Linked DNA regions of Mus musculus: region 1 is linked to region 2. A link is a loop called in an ENCODE intact Hi-C map of the cell type or tissue named here. Cell type or tissue: gastrocnemius. All regions are shown on one strand. Each heading gives the region's core, and the rest is flanking DNA. Links, peaks and the distances in the headings are about the cores only. Region 1 has its middle 65 kb from the start of Rarb. Region 2 overlaps Rarb (retinoic acid receptor, beta).

What was found. A loop is a pair of places that touch in the nucleus more often than their neighbours do. Peaks named below come from ENCODE experiments on the same cell type or tissue, not always from the same donor. Only the 100,000 strongest peaks of a DNase experiment are listed, where the experiment ranks them.
Region 1: it touches region 2 in a loop (10-fold over the local background); 1 of 42 quality-filtered maps calls a loop at or near these places.

Annotation. Positions count from the first base shown.
Region 1 is chr14:16,638,027-16,642,422 of GRCm38, forward strand. It overlaps a transcript of Rarb not described here. Among named protein-coding and RNA genes, the nearest start is that of Rarb, 65 kb to the left of the region's middle. In gastrocnemius, for the core only: a CTCF peak has its summit at 1,783; DNase peaks (open chromatin) are centred at 1,337 and 1,728; H3K4me3 peaks cover 263 bases.
Region 2 is chr14:16,432,190-16,436,585 of GRCm38, forward strand. It overlaps Rarb (retinoic acid receptor, beta), which reads right to left. Exons shown (of 8, transcript NM_011243.2): 6 at 2,865-3,069; 7 at 1,976-2,134; 8 at 1-78. Among named protein-coding and RNA genes, the nearest start is that of Top2b, 69 kb to the left of the region's middle. In gastrocnemius, for the core only: a CTCF peak has its summit at 2,373 (motif pointing right); DNase peaks (open chromatin) are centred at 2,398 and 2,886; H3K27ac peaks cover 3,069 bases.

The DNA of each region.
Region 1 (4,396 bases), core at 181-4,180, 210 kb after region 2:
GCCTGAAGCCACCCTCATGGAAGCCAGGGACAAACTCTCATCTCAGGTCGCCTTGCTACAGGCCTCCTTTAAGGAGACTTTTTGGTGTCATCGTTTGGAGGCTAATTATGGGATGGATCCCTGGATATGGCAGTCTCTAGATGGTCCATCCTTTTGTCTCAGCTCCAGACTTTGTCTCTGTAACTCTTTTCATGGGTGATTGTTTCCAATTCTAAGAAGGGGCAAAGTGTCTACACTTTGGTCTTCGTTCTTCTTCAGTTTCATGTGTTTTGCAAATTGTACCTTATATCTCACTATACTAAGTTTCTGGGCTAATATCCACTTATCAGTGAGTACATATCATTTGAGTTCTTTTGTGATTGTGTTACCTCACTCAGGATGATGCCCTTCAGGTCCAACCATTTGCCTAGGAATTTCATAAATTCATTCTTTCTAATAGCTGAGTAATACTCCATTGTGTAAATGTACCACATTTTCTGTATCCATTCCTCTGTTGAGGGGCATCTGGGTTCTTTCCAACTTCTGGCTATTATAAATAAGGCTGCTATGAACATAGTGGAGCATGTGTCCTTCTTACTGGTTGGGACATCTTCTGGACATACACTAGCAAGAGTTTTATGCAAGGACCGTGATATAGCTGTCTCTTGTGAGACTAGGCCGGGGCCTAGCAAACACAGAAGTGGATGCTCACAGTCAACTATTGGATGGATCACAGGGCCCCCAATGGAGGAGCTAGAGAAAGTATCCAAGGAGCTAAAGAGATCTACAACCCTGTAGGTGCAGCATTATGAACTAATCAGTACCCCGGAGCTCTTGTCTCTAGCGGCATATGTATCAAAAGATGGCCTAGTCGGCCATCACTGGAAAGAGAGGCCCGTTGGACAGGCAAACTTTATATGCCCTAGTACAGGGGAACGCCAGGGCCAAAAAAATGGGAATGGTGGGTAGGGGAGTGGGGGGGGGGAGGGGGGACTTTTGCGATAGCATTGGAAATGTAATTGAGGAAAATATGTAATTAAAAAAATTAAAATAAAAAAAATACAGATAAAGCTTTAAAAAAAAAAAGGAGACTCTTTGGCCCCTCCAGTCGTGATCTCGAGCGGTTTTAAAACTGAAACCTCAGCAGCGGCCAGCATTAAAAGGAAAGCTCTTCAGGACCTAAGACCTAGAACCCTGGCTTTCCCTGTCACCACCCGCTCTACAGGAACCTCTATTTCTCCTACCTCTACCTCGGAGGACTCCTCTCCAGCCGCCCCAGCTGAATCTGCTTTCACTGAGACCATATGTCCAATAAGGGTGGCCATGCCAGCCCCTGATAATCTTCCCCCTATTGAATCTGACAGTGAGGGAGAGGTTGCCAGCAGGGGAGAGAGTGAAACTGAAGAACAGGCACTGGCATTTGCCGAGCCAACAGAGTTCCATAGATTACATTTCAAAAGCCTGAGAGAGCTTAATACTGCAGTCAGGACATATGGACCTAATGCCCCGTACACCCTCTTTGTTCTTGATTCCATCCCAAGAGGCGGGTACAAGCTCCCTGGTGAGTGGGTACGAGTAGTTCAATCTGTCTTAACACACGGGCAGTTTCTTTCATGGAAGGCTGACTTCCTCAACCGCTGCCAGTCAATTGCAGCCATTAACCAGAAATCCACTTCCGTTGTCCTCTGCGACCTGGGCTTTTGAAAAGCTTAGTGGCCAGGGCAAATACGCAACGGAGGCTCGCCAGCTGTGCCTTCCCATCGACCTCCTGGTGTAGACCACTAGCGCCACCCTCAGTGCCTGGCAGGCAATTCCGGCCAGAGGCTTGGTTATCACACCCCTGACCAAGGTCATCTAGAGAGCTCAGGAAGATTATAGCGAATTTGTGAGTCACCTACTTGAGGCTGCAGAGAGAACTCTGGGCCATGAGGAGTCAGATAATAAGTTTATTAAGCAGTTGGCTTATGAAAATGCCAACTTGGCCTGTAAGGCTGTGTTGCACACCAAAATTAAAGACAAAGATCTTAATGAGATGATTCGCCTTTGCCATGATGTGGACACATTTACCCATTAGATGTCACAAGCTGTCAACCTCACAGTTGACATAGCTCGCCAACAGGCCAGCCCTCAAAAGGGTTGTTTTAAATGTGGCCAATCTGAACACTTCACCCGACAGTGTCCCACTATGCCTCCTTCTATTAATGTCCCTCAGCCCCCTGCAGGTCCCATCCCTTCGGGATGTCTTACCCTGATTTATATATCATACATTATGTGGATGACATTTTTCTTGCAGGGCCTGATGAGGGTCAGTTATATTGTGCTGGTCAAAAACTTATTAATGCCCTCCAGAGTCAGGGACTCCAAATCTCCCTGAGAAAATTCAGATTCACCACCCTCATTTGTTTTTGGACTTTGAATTGTTTCCTAATAGGATTCTCTCCCAAAAGGTTCATTTAATGCGGGATTCCTTACAGACTCTTAATGATTTTCAATGCCTGTTAGGAGATATTAACTGGCTCTGCCCTTACTTAAAACTTACAACGGGGGAGTTAAAACCTTTGTTTGATATTTTGCGTGGTGACTCAGATACGTCCTCCCCACGTACGCTGACCCATGAAGAGCAAATATCATTGGCTAAGGTAGAACAGGCCAACAATGAACAAAACATTGGATATTTCTCCCCAGATCTTCCCCTCCAGTTCCTTGTTTTCCCTACTCCCTTTTCTCCCACTGGCCTTCTGTGGCAACTTAAACCTCTGTTTTGGGTCCATCTGCTGGCTTCTCCCTCTAGGGTGCTACCCACATATCCTCAGCTGGCTGCTCATATTCTGCTTCTTGGCAGGGAAGCTGCCCATAGGCATTTTGGCAAAGATCCTGATATTATTGTTCTCCCCTACTATACCTCCCAAGTTCAGTGGATAATTTGAAATAATGATGATTGGGCAGTTAATTGCACCTCCTTCCAGGGTGTGATCGATAACCATTATCCCGCTGATAAATAGGTTCTATTCCTACATAGGACGCCTGTGGTTTTCCCAAAAAGAACAAAGTCAGCCCCGATTGCTGGGGCCATGGTAGTCTTTACTGACGGATCCTCCTCAGGTATGCCTGCCTTCAGCATTGATGGGGGAGGTCTCACGTTTTATGACAGACTTCTCCTCGGCGCAGCTGGTTGAACTGGCAGCCATTGTTAGTGTGTTCAAACTCTTGCCTGAAACCCCTTTTAATTTGTACACAGATCGCGCCTATGTGGCTGTCCTTTACTCCTTTTTGAAACTGTTCCATATATCTGCCCCTCTACGAATGCTTCCCCGCTGTTAGCTAAACTTCAAAAATTTATTCTTGCCCTCAATTTTCCTTTTTTTTTTTTTTTTGGCTATATTTGTGCCCATTCTGGCCTGCCTGGACCGCTGTATGAAAGCAACAATGTAGATGATTGGGCCACCCAGGTAGTGGCTTCTGCCTTGTCTACCACCCCTCTTGCCGGCGCTCAACAGGCCCATGATCTACATCACCTTAATGCCCATACCCTGAAACTTTAATTTTCCATCACCTGCAAACAGGCACTACAAATTATTCGGCAGTGCAAGGGCTGCCTGACCCTTTTACCCAAGTCACATGTGGGGGTCAACCCCTGCGGGCTACTTCCTGGTGAGTTGTGGCACATGGATGTCACCCACTATGCCCCCTTCGGAAAGTTAAAATATATTCATGTCTTTGTTGATACTTTTAGTGATTTTATCTGTGCATCTCTACAGACGGGAGAGGAGGCCACTAAACATGTTATCAGTCATGTTCTCTCCTGCTTGGTGGTTACACCACAACCCAAGATCCTCAAGACAGATAATGGCCCAGGATATATTAGTTCCAGCTTTAAACAGTTTTGTGCTCAGAAGGGCATCAAACATATTACTAGCACTCCCTATAACCCCCAGAGCCAAGGCATTGTAGAAAGGACTCATCCAACCCTTAAAAACATGCTCTTTAAATTGCAGTCTTGGGGGGCGGGACTCTATATCCTCAATCTGGCAACTTTAAGACCCTCTTGAATCATGCACTATTTGTCTTAATTCTTCTTACATATGACTCTGTAGGCAAGTCTGCTGCAGATCGCCTTTGGCACCCTTCAACTGCCGACAACTATGCACAAGCCATGTGGAGAGATCCCTTGTCCAGCAAATGGCAAGGCCCAGACCTGATCCTAATATGGGGCAAGGGACATGCTTGTATTTATGGTTCAGGAGCTCAAAATGCCAGATGGTTGCCAGAGCACCTGATAAAATTATTCAATCCACCCAGGGAACCCCCTGAGAAGGTGTTTAATTGTGCTTAATTTCAGGAATAATGCTTTTTCTATGGGTGTTGTTCTGCCTTGTGGCTACAGATGCAGTCTCCCACATCAAGACTTCAACTTCAC
Region 2 (4,396 bases), core at 193-4,192:
AATTCTCCAGCATTTCCTGAATGAGAGGTGGCATTGATCCAGGAATTTCCATTTTCAAGGTAATTACACGTTCGGCACCTTTTTCAAGAGATAATAGAACACCTGTCAGATAAGGGCTCAGCTAGATACTAAGAAACCAACATTCACCTTCAGGTGTGTAAAAGTTGTGTAATACATGTATCAAGTCACATGTGTCTTTGTTGAGAAGAACCAACTTATTGGAAGAAAAAACTATAAGGTGTTTACTGTGGGAATGTCAGCCACCAGAATGTCAAGTGTGCTTCGAGATCCCAGTTAGATTGGTTCTCAGGCACAGGCTGATCCACCACTGCCTTTGAAAACAGAATAAGTACTAATAGGGCACACTAGAGGTTCTCAGTCTTTAAGAAAAAGAAGTGGAGATGTGTGATGTGCATATTTGATAGTTGCAGTGCTTCAATCAAATTCGGAATATAAAATTTACAAAGAGAAGTCACTGATGAAAGATCAGGAAAATAAAGGTGAAAGGATGGGCAGTTTCCACAATGGAAAGATTGACTTGAGTCACAGTATGTGATGGTTTTCTGCAACCCAGTCCAGCACCAGGTGGTTTCATGCCACCACACCTCACACACCCCCAACATGCAGCTGGTTAGGTGGAAATATGTCAATAACAAAACTACCTCAGAACCATGTGGCTAGCGTTGCTGGACTTACTGCTAGTATGGGGCTTGGGACATTTCTGTATGTGGCTGCTAGTCCTCAGGTCACTGGCGTGGATATATATAGGGTGATAGGAACACACTTTCTCTCTCTCTCTCTCCCTCTCTCCCTCTCTCTCCCTCCCTCTCCCTCTCTCTCCCTCTCTCTCCCTCTCTCTCCCTCCCTCCCTCCCTCCTCCTCTCCCTCTCCTCTCTCTCTCTCCCCACTTCATTCAATTACATCCATTCAAGTACTAGTGTCTTTTTGCTTCTCTTAATCCTGTGGTGGAAATGAACTTAGAATGTTCCCCTCGGCTCCCTCAAACCAAACTACCAAATGAATAAAAAAAGAAAAACAAAACCAACCCACAAAAAAACTAAAAAACAAGAACTGAGGTTTCTTGTCAAGCAAGTTCATTGTGCATTTAAGCACTTTTGTGTCTTGGCTTGCCAAGATCCTGAGGTGTAGAATCTGCTAATGGGAGGGAACATGATATGTAATAGCGTGGCTGGCTGAGTCATCTCGATAGAAAAGTCCTCTGCACTCAGCTATGAGATGCCTCTAGGCATTTCTGTAATTGCCTGAGTTGCCACATAGACTGAGAATCATGAGGCAAGAGTATTTATATCTCTCAGCCAGGCAAGAATTCCTGTACTCAGAAGAAGTGCCTACACCAGAGCTGCAGCCACAGTGACCTTCATTTGCCTAGGGTTGTTAGGGTGCCATGGAAAAATAGGCTGAGTGTATAGAAGCCTAAGTTATTTGAAAAGCTGGAATGAAATGTACGGAATCAAAAATAAAACCTGGAAAAAGGGAGCGGGGGTGAGGGCTCAGAGCTTGCTCTGAAAGTTGCTTGACTGAGTTGGTGCCCTAGAAAGGTCACAGAGATTGAGGGAGAGAAGTGACTCCATGTAATTGTCCTTTAACCTCCAAGGGCATGCATATGAGCCCCAGCAATAATAACAGTCTTAAAAAACACATCATCTCTGAAGAGTTGCTCTTCTACCCAGCCATCCATTCTAAAACAATTATCTCTTAATATCACTGGGTAGTGGTATCTGCTTTCTGCTTTTACTATCTCCCACCAGAGACACCATCAAAATGTCTTCCTTAGGAAACCTGAGGTGCTCTTAACTACACACACATGAGTGCTCAGACAAGGCTAATTCCTTTTGATTTCTATGAGATAGACATCCCAACTTAAGCAATAATGGGACTCCTGATATTAAAATATGGGCTTTAAAAAGCAAAAGTTGGCCAAGCTCTGTTCTGCTTTCCACCTTTGAAGACATACCTTTCGCGCTGATGCTGCGGAGATCTGTGATTTTCATTAAGATCTTTGGAAACATGTGAGGCTTGCTGGGTCGTCGTTTTCTAATGTAAATCTTTAGTGCTTCCAGCAGTGGTTCTTGGAGCTTGTCTACTTTTGTTGGTTCCTCAAGGTCCTGGCGGTCTGGATAGCAGGAGAAAGTATTCAGTGTTTAGTGATCAGACAGGCTCAGAGACTGCTGGCTATCTTTCCTTGTCTCCTATTCCTCCTGTAAAGTGGCTTTATTTGGTGACTCAGTTGTACACTAAATTGAGTAAATGCAATTGCTTTAAGCAGTGACACTTGAAGATGCCCCCTTAGTAAGCTCATTTGATGTCCACTTGCTCAGGCCCAGAGGCAAGAATTACCTCTCATGGCCAGATGGTGTCAGTATTGAGCTGAACAAAAGAACCCTGGGCAGCCTGTAAAAGCCAGGTAGATAACCTTTCCCCTTCATTACAACCATTACTTTTGAACTAAAGTTGGCTTCTGGTTAGCCAGCAGGGGTCACTACAAAGAAGGGGCCATACTTTATTCCAGCCCACCAGGTAGGCACCTGTATGGTGGGGAAGACCAAGAGGTGATTTGAATTCAAATAACATGTGATTTGTGTAGGTCATCACTAAAATGTCCTTAGGCACACAGCAGTACAATCCTGCTTTTACAAAAGCACCTGTTTCCCACAAGAGAAACAGAACAAACTCATTTTGGCATTTCTTTTGTTTTGGCAGAAGGAGCTCAAACACCAGTACTTAGTTTGCAACAGAAAGAAGTACAACGCCTTTCTCATGCCAAAGAACCCCAGTGGAGATCTCTTCTGTGCCTTTGTAATTGCTCTGTTGGGGTCTGGTGACGGTTTCTAAGGAGTCAGTACCTCCACAGATTAAACAGATGGCACTGAGAAGGCCTGTTTCTGTGTCATCCATTTCCAAAGGCAGGAGCTGGTTGGCAAAGGTGAACACAAGGTCAGTCAGAGGACCGAAGCCAGCATTGTGCATCTGAGTTCGATTTAGTGTAAGGCCATCAGAGAAAGTCATGGTGTCTTGCTCTGGGGTATACCTGGTACAAATTCTGAGAATCTGGAAGAAAAAAAAGTATGCATGTACACTTGCTGCATCATTTATGACGGCCTGCCCTGACAGCACTGACCAGATCTATGGTAGAAGAAAAAGGAGCCTGGGTCATCTGGACAGTATGCCCCACTGTTGAGGTTGATAGGAATAATATGTAGGACTCACATTTTGAGAAATAACTTTTTACTAAAATAAATCATCATTTGATTGAAATATCTATTTCTTGAGTACTTACCTCTCAGGCACTAAGCCAGGTACTAGTGCAAAGAAGATTAACAAGATTCTATTTTCAAAAGTTTAGTCAACCAAAAATAAGTAAGGATGATCCTTACCAACTGTGATAGCTAATCTTCATGTCGACTTTATGGGATCTAAACTTGCTATGGGAACACACATACTTCTAGGCATGTCTGAGTGATGGTATTTCACAAGGGCTAAACTAATCAGACAAGATGTACCCTGGATGTGTGTGGCACACACTCCAGAGACTAGGAGCTTTCAGACTGAAAACAACAACAACAACAACAACAACAAAAAGCTGGCATTTTCTTGACTCTGGGTACAATGTGGCCAGTTGCCTCACAGTCCTACATACATGGCTTTCTTATCATTGTGGCTTCTATTCTCAAACCATGAGCTCAAATAGAACTCCCTTAACTTGTGTCTTTCAGATATTTGGTTGTATCCACAGGAAGGTAACTATAAGAAGTCTTTATTAGATACTTAGCATGCCCTATACCCAGTCTTTCAGATGAACATCCTATAGTTTAAGCTGAGGGGTAATGAATCTGACTCAAGGAAAGCCCTCTTATAATACAGTGTGTTTGTAGCTACACAGCCATCATGCCATAGACAGGAACAGAGGCAGCAGACTGCAGGGGTTAGGAGGAAGTCAGGGTCAGAGTTGGGGAGAGGGTGTTTGCACCCTACCATGGAACGCAAGTAGATTCTCTACTCTAGAAGGTACTCCCTCCTTGTGCTTATTGTTACTGTCCAGACCTACATGTGCTCCATACCCTCTGCCACATCATCCCACAGAACGCCTGCCTTCTCTCACCGTAAAGGCCTTAGGCCTGGTGAGCTCCAGCAGTCTCCAGTCCTTCCCTAGGGCCTACCTGGTCTACAAAAGGGTATACAGATACTAGGTAGCAGGCCATCACTGAAGGCCAGTGAGGAGTCACTCTCCTGATCATAATGGAGAGGGATACAAGGAAGGAAAGTCCTATCAAATCCCAGAGACCTCTGAATTTTTGTCAATTCAGTGAAATTCCAACATCTGGAAAGGATTCTCCAGATCTAGAAAGTAACTGAGAAGTGGTCTCCTCAGAAGATC